2 separate regions of the Homo sapiens genome follow, and region 1 is linked to region 2. Evidence: chromatin contacts called from ENCODE Hi-C or POLR2A ChIA-PET data. All regions are on one chromosome and are shown on one strand. The core of a region is the stretch at or near the end of the contact, and the rest is flanking DNA. Distances in the headings are between cores, read along the strand shown. Region 1 holds the start of SELENOH (selenoprotein H). Region 2 holds the start of SERPING1 (serpin family G member 1).

Region 1 (4,240 bases), core at 1,741-4,240, 140 kb after region 2:
CTAGGAGGAACAACAGTGCTTCAAAATGGATGTCACGGGCACTGTGGTTCATTATGAGAGCCGGGGGAGAGGGAACACCAGGATGAGGAATTAGATGCTAAAGTCTGAACCTTCCCAGGAGGCTATGTGGATCCAGCTGACTTTTCTTCCCTGTATTTGGCAGGAGGAACTAGAACGGGACAAGAGGGTCACTTGGATTGTGGAGTTCTTTGCCAATTGGTCTAATGACTGCCAATCATTTGCCCCTATCTATGCTGACCTCTCCCTTAAGTGAGTAGTGCAAAGGGAGGGATGGTGGAAATGGAGATGCTGTGCCTTCCCTCTCACTGTTTTTGGCTTTTCTTTTTCTTTTGGCCTTGATTTTCACACATGGTAACCAAAGGCATCTCCCTCTCCCCTCTTAAATATCTATACTTCCACTTTCCTTGATCCATTATTTTTTTTCAGCATATTAAATAATATATTCTTTTCAGATACAACTGTACAGGGCTAAATTTTGGGAAGGTGGATGTTGGACGCTATACTGATGTTAGTACGCGGTATGTAAAGACCTGGGCAGAGGGTCTGAGCAGGGAAATCACTTTGAGTGATACATACAGGGACATTTAGAGAACTTTCTGGGCCCTGCAGGTACAAAGTGAGCACATCACCCCTCACCAAGCAACTCCCTACCCTGATCCTGTTCCAAGGTGGCAAGGAGGCAATGCGGCGGCCACAGATTGACAAGAAAGGACGGGCTGTCTCATGGACCTTCTCTGAGGTACCTGAAAGGAAGGGCAGGTGCATGAAGGGTGCAGAACAGTAGGTGGGCTTTCAAGCCCTACCCGGGTTTGATTCACAGCTCTGCCACTTGCCCATTAGCTTTGAGGGTGTGGACTAGTTACTAGACCTCATGTTTTAATTCATTTAGCAAATATATATTATGTGCAGACCTGCTAGTACTGGGTAACAATCATTAGTTAAGATTTGGTCTCAGGCCAGGCACGGTGGCTCACGCCTGTAATCCCAGCACTTTGGGAGGCCGAGGCTGGCAGATCACCTGAGGTCAGGAGTTTGAGACCAGCCTGACCAACATGGAGAAACCCCGTGTCTACTAAAAATACAAAAATAGCCGAGTGTGGTGGCGCATGCCTATAATGCCAGCTATTTGGGAGGCTGAGGCAGGAGAATCGCTTGAACCCGGGAGGTGGAGGTTGCAGTGAGCTGAGATTGCACCATTGCGGTCCAGCCTGGGCAACAAGAGACTCCATCAGGAAAAAAAAAAAAAGATTCTGTCTCGAAGGCCACTGCACCTATTGTCTGTAGGTGTTAGGTTCCCTGTCAGTTAATTGGAGGTAATAACCCCTGGCTTACAGGGTTGTTTTGCAGATTACATTAAATAATTTAGGTATAATTCTTGGCACGGTGATTGGCACATAATGGGTATTTAACTATTAGTTGACTTTTCTGGGTACCTAAAAAAGAGGAAGGTTAGGGAAGATTTTTGTCCTTTGCTTACTCCTTCCTTTCCCAGACTTTGTGTAAAATACCTCTTACTTCCCAGGCTCTTTACTCTCCCTTCCAACCCAGATCCTGACGTGTGCATCTCTTTTGTGCAGGAGAATGTGATCCGAGAATTTAACTTAAATGAGCTATACCAGCGGGCCAAGAAACTATCAAAGGCTGGAGACAATATCCCTGAGGAGCAGCCTGTGGCTTCAACCCCCACCACAGTGTCAGATGGGGAAAACAAGAAGGATAAATAAGATCCTCACTTTGGCAGTGCTTCCTCTCCTGTCAATTCCAGGCTCTTTCCATAACCACAAGCCTGAGGCTGCAGCCTTTTATTTATGTTTTCCCTTTGGCTGTGACTGGGTGGGGCAGCATGCAGCTTCTGATTTTAAAGAGGCATCTAGGGAATTGTCAGGCACCCTACAGGAAGGCCTGCCATGCTGTGGCCAACTGTTTCACTGGAGCAAGAAAGAGATCTCATAGGACGGAGGGGGAAATGGTTTCCCTCCAAGCTTGGGTCAGTGTGTTAACTGCTTATCAGCTATTCAGACATCTCCATGGTTTCTCCATGAAACTCTGTGGTTTCATCATTCCTTCTTAGTTGACCTGCACAGCTTGGTTAGACCTAGATTTAACCCTAAGGTAAGATGCTGGGGTATAGAACGCTAAGAATTTTCCCCCAAGGACTCTTGCTTCCTTAAGCCCTTCTGGCTTCGTTTATGGTCTTCATTAAAAGTATAAGCCTAACTTTGTCGCTAGTCCTAAGGAGAAACCTTTAACCACAAAGTTTTTATCATTGAAGACAATATTGAACAACCCCCTATTTTGTGGGGATTGAGAAGGGGTGAATAGAGGCTTGAGACTTTCCTTTGTGTGGTAGGACTTGGAGGAGAAATCCCCTGGACTTTCACTAACCCTCTGACATACTCCCCACACCCAGTTGATGGCTTTCCGTAATAAAAAGATTGGGATTTCCTTTTGATTGCGCGTTTGTGTGTTTCTGTATTAGAAAAGCCTGACAACTGCAGAGGAATTGCCCATCTTAAGGGCAAAGGCCATCCTATTTGGTTTCACCAAATGCCGGGCATTGATCCCCAGGACTGGCAAGAGTTGGAGAAGTCTAGTTTCCATAAATCTAGAATAGCGGCCACATGTTGTTAGGTGGTGGGTTTACTCTGGGATTGGCCTGCGGTTGCCAGGGAGGAGAGTTTGGCGGCAGATGGTGGCACACAACATTTAGCGCCATGCAAAGGTACAGAAAAGATTGCGCGAAGCGAGGCTAGCAGTCGGACCTAGTCTCCGCCCCTTCCTGCTGTGTTCACCATCCCAGCGTCCCCTGTCCCCTCCACCCGAAGCGATGGGTGGTTCCGTCAGGCGCTTCCCGCACCTTCCCGCTCCCTGCTTGCAAAGTGGTTGTGCCCCAAGGTCCGCCTCCAGGCCACGTGGGTGCTGCGGGCCAAGCTTTCCCTTCCTTTGAGAGAGGTTTCCGCTGTAGGAGCAGAGCTTCCGGGCTGCGCTCTTCGTTGCCCAGTTTCCGCTCAGTGGTCGCGTCTCCGCCCCCCACCCACCAGTCCCGCTGCATTCTCGGCCGGGCTCTAGGCGCCATGGCTCCCCGCGGGAGGAAGCGTAAGGCTGAGGCCGCGGTGGTCGCCGTAGCCGAGAAGCGAGAGAAGCTGGCGAACGGCGGGGAGGGAATGGAGGAGGCGACCGTTGTTATCGAGCATTGGTGAGGGGCCTGGAGAGTAACGGGAGAGAGGGAACAGTGGCGCCGGGGGGGGCCAGGGGCCCCGGTTTCTAACCTCTCCGTCTCTCCCTAGCACTAGCTGACGCGTCTATGGGCGCAACGCCGCGGCCCTGAGCCAGGCGCTGCGCCTGGAGGCCCCAGAGCTTCCAGTAAAGGTGAACCCGACGAAGCCCCGGAGGGGCAGCTTCGAGGTGACGCTGCTGCGCCCGGACGGCAGCAGTAAGTGGGGACCTGGATGTGGGGGAGAGGGACGTGGGTGAAAGGGACGTGGGTTCCGAAGACAGGAAGCGCTATTCTTAGAAACCACGGCAGTCTCATGACTTCAGAGACGTGCTCGTGGGTTCCGAAGTATTGTAACTTCGCTTCATTCTGGCCTTTCAGGTGCGGAGCTCTGGACTGGGATTAAGAAGGGGCCCCCACGCAAACTCAAATTCCCTGAGCCTCAAGAGGTGGTGGAAGAGTTGAAGAAGTACCTGTCGTAGGGAGATTTGGGTAGAAGCCCTCATGCTGAGGTTTGAAATGGGAAGTGGGGGGCGCGACCGCTGTTGAGGAAGAGAAGGCATTGATCTTGGTGTGGCTACAAGTACCCACCTGGCGTGGGTAGCTCACGCCTGCAATCCCAGCACTCTGGGAGGTCGAGGCAGGAGTGGATGGCCAACACAGGGAGACCCTATTTGAAAACAAAAAACAAAAAAAAGACACAATATTGTTTTCTGTCTAGTGTGCCCTAAGTGGAATTTATGTCCTTTGGGAGACTGTAGTTGACTTGCCCTGGGGGTATGGACAAGTTTTCCATTTGGAAGTTTATTTCATGTTACTTCATTTATGCTTATCCCTACCCTCTTCTGTTTGGTTCTTGGGTGTTCTGTTACTGTCCTGTGTTAACACTGCATTACAATACCATTAAATTTGGTTACAAGGATTTTGACCTTGTCTTTGTCCCTAGTGCTTCATACAGTGCTTTGGCATGTTGTTCTGCACTTATTATGTTGAGTGAGATTTGGA
Region 2 (4,650 bases), core at 1,856-4,355:
ACGGAGTGACCCTGATTTCTCAGAATTCTTTTGCCCTGTTTCCAAGTTTTGGATAATTTTTCTTTTTTTCTTTTCTTTTCTTTTTTTTTGAGACAGTCTCACTCTGTTGCCCAGGCTGGAGTGCAGTGGCGCAATCTCGGCCCACTGCAACCTCCACCTCCTGGGTTCAAGCAATCCCCCCACCTCAGCCTCCCAAGTAGCTGGTACTACAGTCGTGCACCAGCATGCCTGGCTAATTTTTGTATTTTTAGTAGAGATGGGGTTTTGCTATGTTGGCCAGGTTGACCTCGAACTCCTGACCTCAAGTGATCTGCCCACCTCAGCCTCCCAAAGTGCTGGATTACAGGCATGAGCCACCATGCCCAGCCGAAAAATTTCTCTTAAGAAGGAAAACTAAAGGTGTTTAGTTTTTCACACTCTATAATGTGAGAGAGTTCAGCTACAGCAACTTGTACCTTCAGTATTAGAGGACTCAACTAGGAAAAAACCTGATAAAAATGCTCTGAGTACAGGAAGAGCTTTAGTGAGAACTTGTACCTCATTCAACATCAGGAAATTCACAGGCGAGAGAAGCCATGTGCACCTACAACATGAGGGAAGAGGGATTCTGTGGGTTCAACTCTCCTCAGTCACCAGAAGGAAAGGTCCTTGTTACAGAGAAATCCTAGACCTGCTCCCAGTGGGAAGAGAACTGAATTCACAACCTTACACTGATTGAATATCTCAACATCCACACTAGGGAGAAATTCCGCAAACATCCTGATTAAGTCAGTTTCAGCTCCAGCTTCAGCAGGCAGGGGAGACTTCACAAAGCAGACATCATTTAAATGTGCAGAGTGCAGGAATGGCTTTGGCCAGAGAGCTATTATAGATGGCTGAAGGAGGTAGACCCACAAGCTGGGAAAACCTCTCCACTGGGGCTTTTTCACCCTGGAACTTTGGCCCACAAAGCATCGTACTCTTGCAGCTGTACCCAGAATATTCCCTTTGCTGTCTGCTTCAGGTTAGCCCCTGGTGTGTGTCAATAATTTGTAAGGGTTAATAAAGAACTGTTGGGTCAAACAGACCTGGTCCACATCCTGGCTCTGTCACTTACTGGCTTTGTGATATTAGGTAGATCAATTAATTTCTCTGAGCCTCATTTTAACTTGTTTAAGATGGGATTAATATAGCACCTACTTCATAGGTGATGAGAATTAGTGAGAGGATGAATGTAAATGCATGGTGAGCACTCAGTGAATTAGGTTGCTTTCCACCACCTTCTTTTCCTTTGGCTGACCCATTTCCCAGAATCCACAAGCTCATAGTCCCTTTGAGCCCACCAGCTTGAGCACTGGGGATGGAGAAACGTTGTTTTGTGTGCAGCTGTTCAAACGATGGCTCTGATGTTATATAACTTTCCCATGGTTTAGGAGGTTCCCAAGTGGCTTCAGAGAATAAAGCACAAAGCTGGGGAAGACTCTTTCTGGGTCTTGTCCAAGGACCCCCGAGGAGACACACAAATATTCTCCTGTTTCTGTCCTTGGTCAGTCCCTTAGAGTAGCAGTTCTGGTGCTAGCAGCAAACTTTCCTGAATGCTCCAAACACAGCCAGAGGATAGGCCTGCAGTGAGATGACGATAGAACATGATAGCTATATTAGGTCATCAGAGACAACCTGTTTGTTTTGCAGATGAGGCAGAGTTATCAGATTTAGCAAAAATACAAAATGCCAATTATATTTGAATTTCAGATACACAACAATGACAACAAAATTTATTTTACCATAAGTATATTCCAATGTAAGCATTTTTACCATAAGTATATCCCAATGTAAGTTTTTTTTTTTTTTTTTAGAGACAGCAAGTGTCTTACTCTGTTGCCCAGGCTGGAGTGCAGTGGCATGATCAATGCTAACTGCAGCCTTGAACTCCTGGGCTCAAGGGATCCTCCTGCCTCAGTCTCCTAAAAGGCTGGGATTACAGGTATGAACCCCCAGGCCTGCCTACTTCGTGTGTTTTATCTGGCAATGCTGAGAGGACAGCTAGATGTCGAGGACAGCCAGATTTCGAGGACAGCCAGACGTCAAGGGGGAAAGCAACTTGCTGGCTCACACAGCCAGCCAGGTCTATTGTGGAGCCCTAGTCGCAAACACATACACCCCAGCTTTCAAGTTTTTAAATATTTATTTAGTTAGTTATTTGTTTTTTGAGACAGTCTTGCTCTGTCACCCAGGCTGGAGTGCAGTGGTGCAATTTCAGCTCACTGCAACCTCTGCCTCCCAGATTCAAGTGATTGTGCCTCAGCCTCCCTAGTAGCTGGGACTACATGTGCGCGCCTGCACTGCCCAGCTAATTTTTGTACTTTTAGCGGAAACGGGGTTTCCCCATATTGGCCAGAGTGGTCTCAAACTCCTGACCTCAAGTGATCCACCCACCTCGGCCTCCCAAAGTGCTGGGATTACAGGCGTGAGCCACCGTGCCCGGCTAGCTTTTTTTTTTTTTTTTTTTTTAATTAGGTTGAATGCTTGTTGAGCTGGGTGCCTCACATCCGTTGTCTGTTATACAAAGAACTACTGATTATGGGTCTCTACGAGCAAAAATGGCAGAACACCTACAGGGCACAGGGGAGATGGGAGCAGGGATTAGGCTTCAGAATACTTCTCCAAATGAGGGTGATCAGGGCCCGACATTTCACTGCTCTAAGGCTCAGTATCTTAACTATCAAATGGGTACAATGGGGCACAAAGGGTTACTTTGAGGAATAACGGAGGTGAGCAATTTCCAAAAAGTTCATTCCTTTAAAAACTGCGGAGCACATTTTGTGTACATGCTGTTTTTATTGTTACTCATGAAGACGCGGGGGAAGCTTTGGTTGTGTAAAGCTGAGAACTGCACCCAAGCTTCCCCGTTCACCCCACCTACCAGGGGATTTGGGCTAAATTCCTGGCCTGGCCCACAAAGAAGACCAAGCGGTCAGTCCCATTCCGTCCCATCCTGATTTACAGGAACTCACACCAGCGATCAATCTTCCTTAATTTGTAACTGGGCAGTGTCCCGGGCCAGCCAATAGCTAAGACTGCCCCCCCCGCACCCCACCCTCCCTGACCCTGGGGGACTCTCTACTCAGTCTGCACTGGAGCTGCCTGGTGACCAGAAGTTTGGAGTAGGTTTGGTGCTGGGCAGGGGTGGGGAGTAGGGTGGAAAGCATGGAGTGAAGAGGTCTAGGGAGGGGGTCTCCTCACCCCCGCCTTCCTGCCCGCCTTGATCTCGGGGGTCTCTATAGGCTTGCTTCCACCTGGGACTTCTGCCTCCTCCTACCCCAGCCCCTCCCGCCTCAGGCCTGTTGTGCTCAGCCCCCCAGGACCTCCCCTCCCCCACGCCTCTGGCCTCATTGTTTGGTTAAAGCAGGACCCCCTCCCCCTCCCACCACCTCCCCTCCGACTGAACAGATGGACAGAGACCCGGGCCCACGGGGAGAGGAAGGGCCAGCCGGTGCCGGGAAAGGGAAGCGGTTTGGGGAAAACAAAACAGAGGGAGGAGCCAGGGAGAAGGTGGCCCCAGGAGGGAGGAGGAGGGAATTCGCTAAGAGGGACTGGGGCCTGAGACGGAATGGGGGCGGGCCCCGGGCGGGGTGGGGGCCCCTGGGCTCCCAGGGTGGGAGCTGGCTCCGAGGCTGGCTGGCTCCGCAGGTCCGCTGACGTCGCCGCCCAGATGGCCTCCAGGCTGACCCTGCTGACCCTCCTGCTGCTGCTGCTGGCTGGGGTATGTGGTCCCTTGTGGGATGGGGGACGGGGGTGGAGACGGGAGGCGGGATGGTGCGGGGTGCGGGCGGTGGCTGAGGATTAACCCTTCAGGCTCCGGGGAATGAGGAGAGCTCCTCTTGGGATCATTGAGTGTGATCCTTGCACACGCACTCGTAGATGGTGGAAAGAGCTCAGGACTCAGACAGATGCAAGTTCTAATCTTGGCGGGCCATGTAGGAGCTGCGCAGCGTGGTCCTGAGGACGTCACTTTTCTCAGCCTACTCCTCCTGATTTATAAAATGTTGAATAAACAGATCCCACCCTGTCCACCAAGCAGGCTTGGCAGGAGGATCACATAGGGCAAGGAGATGGGAAGCATTTTGTGATATCAAAGCAAGAGTTTGTTGTAGAAAAGAGCTGTGGGGAGGAGAGGTTTGGCTGCTGTGACACAGACGGTGGTCCCAGGCTAGGGCCTGTGAAGACAGGGAAGAATGGTAGCAAACATACGTGGGTCTGGGTGGGGGTCAATAGCAGTGAGAGGTCCCAGTGGTCTGGGAGGTCATGGACTAGAAATAAGGCTAAGAAGTGCAGGATCCCAGGAGAAAGGTAGGTAGGGGTGTGTGTATGTGCGTGTGTGTGTGTGTGCACGCGCAAGTTGGTATCACATACTCAGCAGATGATGTAGTTATGAGCAGGGAGTTTGGAATCAGAGACCTTGTTTTGACCCCTAGCTGTTTCTCCCATTTCTGTGAGACCCTGGACTAGTTAATATGTGTCGGTATGAGTTTCTCTACCTGTGAAATGGAGCTAATGCGTGGTTTCTCAGTGGAGGATCTGTTGACATTGGGGCTGGATAATTCATTGCTGAGGGGCTACCCTGCGCATTTTAGGATGTTTTGCAGTATATCTCTAGCCTCTACGCACTAG

The links. Hi-C counts contacts between places; a loop is a spot of excess contacts on that map. ChIA-PET counts read pairs that join two places held with the same protein, here RNA polymerase II (POLR2A). Pooled maps may share reads with other maps.
Region 1: a pooled map shows a loop between it and region 2 (6-fold over the local background). The contact joins the promoter of SELENOH here to the promoter of SERPING1 in region 2. A Hi-C loop is called at or near these places in 4 of 50 pooled maps. POLR2A ChIA-PET finds 5 or more read pairs at or near these places in 4 of 52 experiments (Caco-2, H1, HepG2 and 1 more).

What each region holds. Positions count from the first base shown.
Region 1 is chr11:57,738,501-57,742,740 of GRCh38, forward strand. It overlaps SELENOH (selenoprotein H), which reads left to right and starts at 2,991. Exons shown (of 4, transcript NM_170746.4): 1 at 2,991-3,217; 2 at 3,309-3,454; 3 at 3,617-3,747. The coding sequence starts at 3,096. The coding sequence ends at 3,717. It overlaps TMX2 (thioredoxin related transmembrane protein 2), which reads left to right. Exons shown (of 8, transcript NM_015959.4): 5 at 164-270; 6 at 474-539; 7 at 631-760; 8 at 1,599-2,473. The coding sequence ends at 1,745. The region is part of intron 2 of TMX2-CTNND1 (TMX2-CTNND1 readthrough (NMD candidate)); the gene reads left to right. RefSeq lists enhancers at 2,693-2,812, 3,133-3,182, 3,333-3,502.
Region 2 is chr11:57,594,580-57,599,229 of GRCh38, forward strand. SERPING1 (serpin family G member 1) reads left to right here and starts at 3,106. Exons shown (of 8, transcript NM_000062.3): 1 at 3,106-3,143; 2 at 3,670-3,742. The coding sequence starts at 3,692.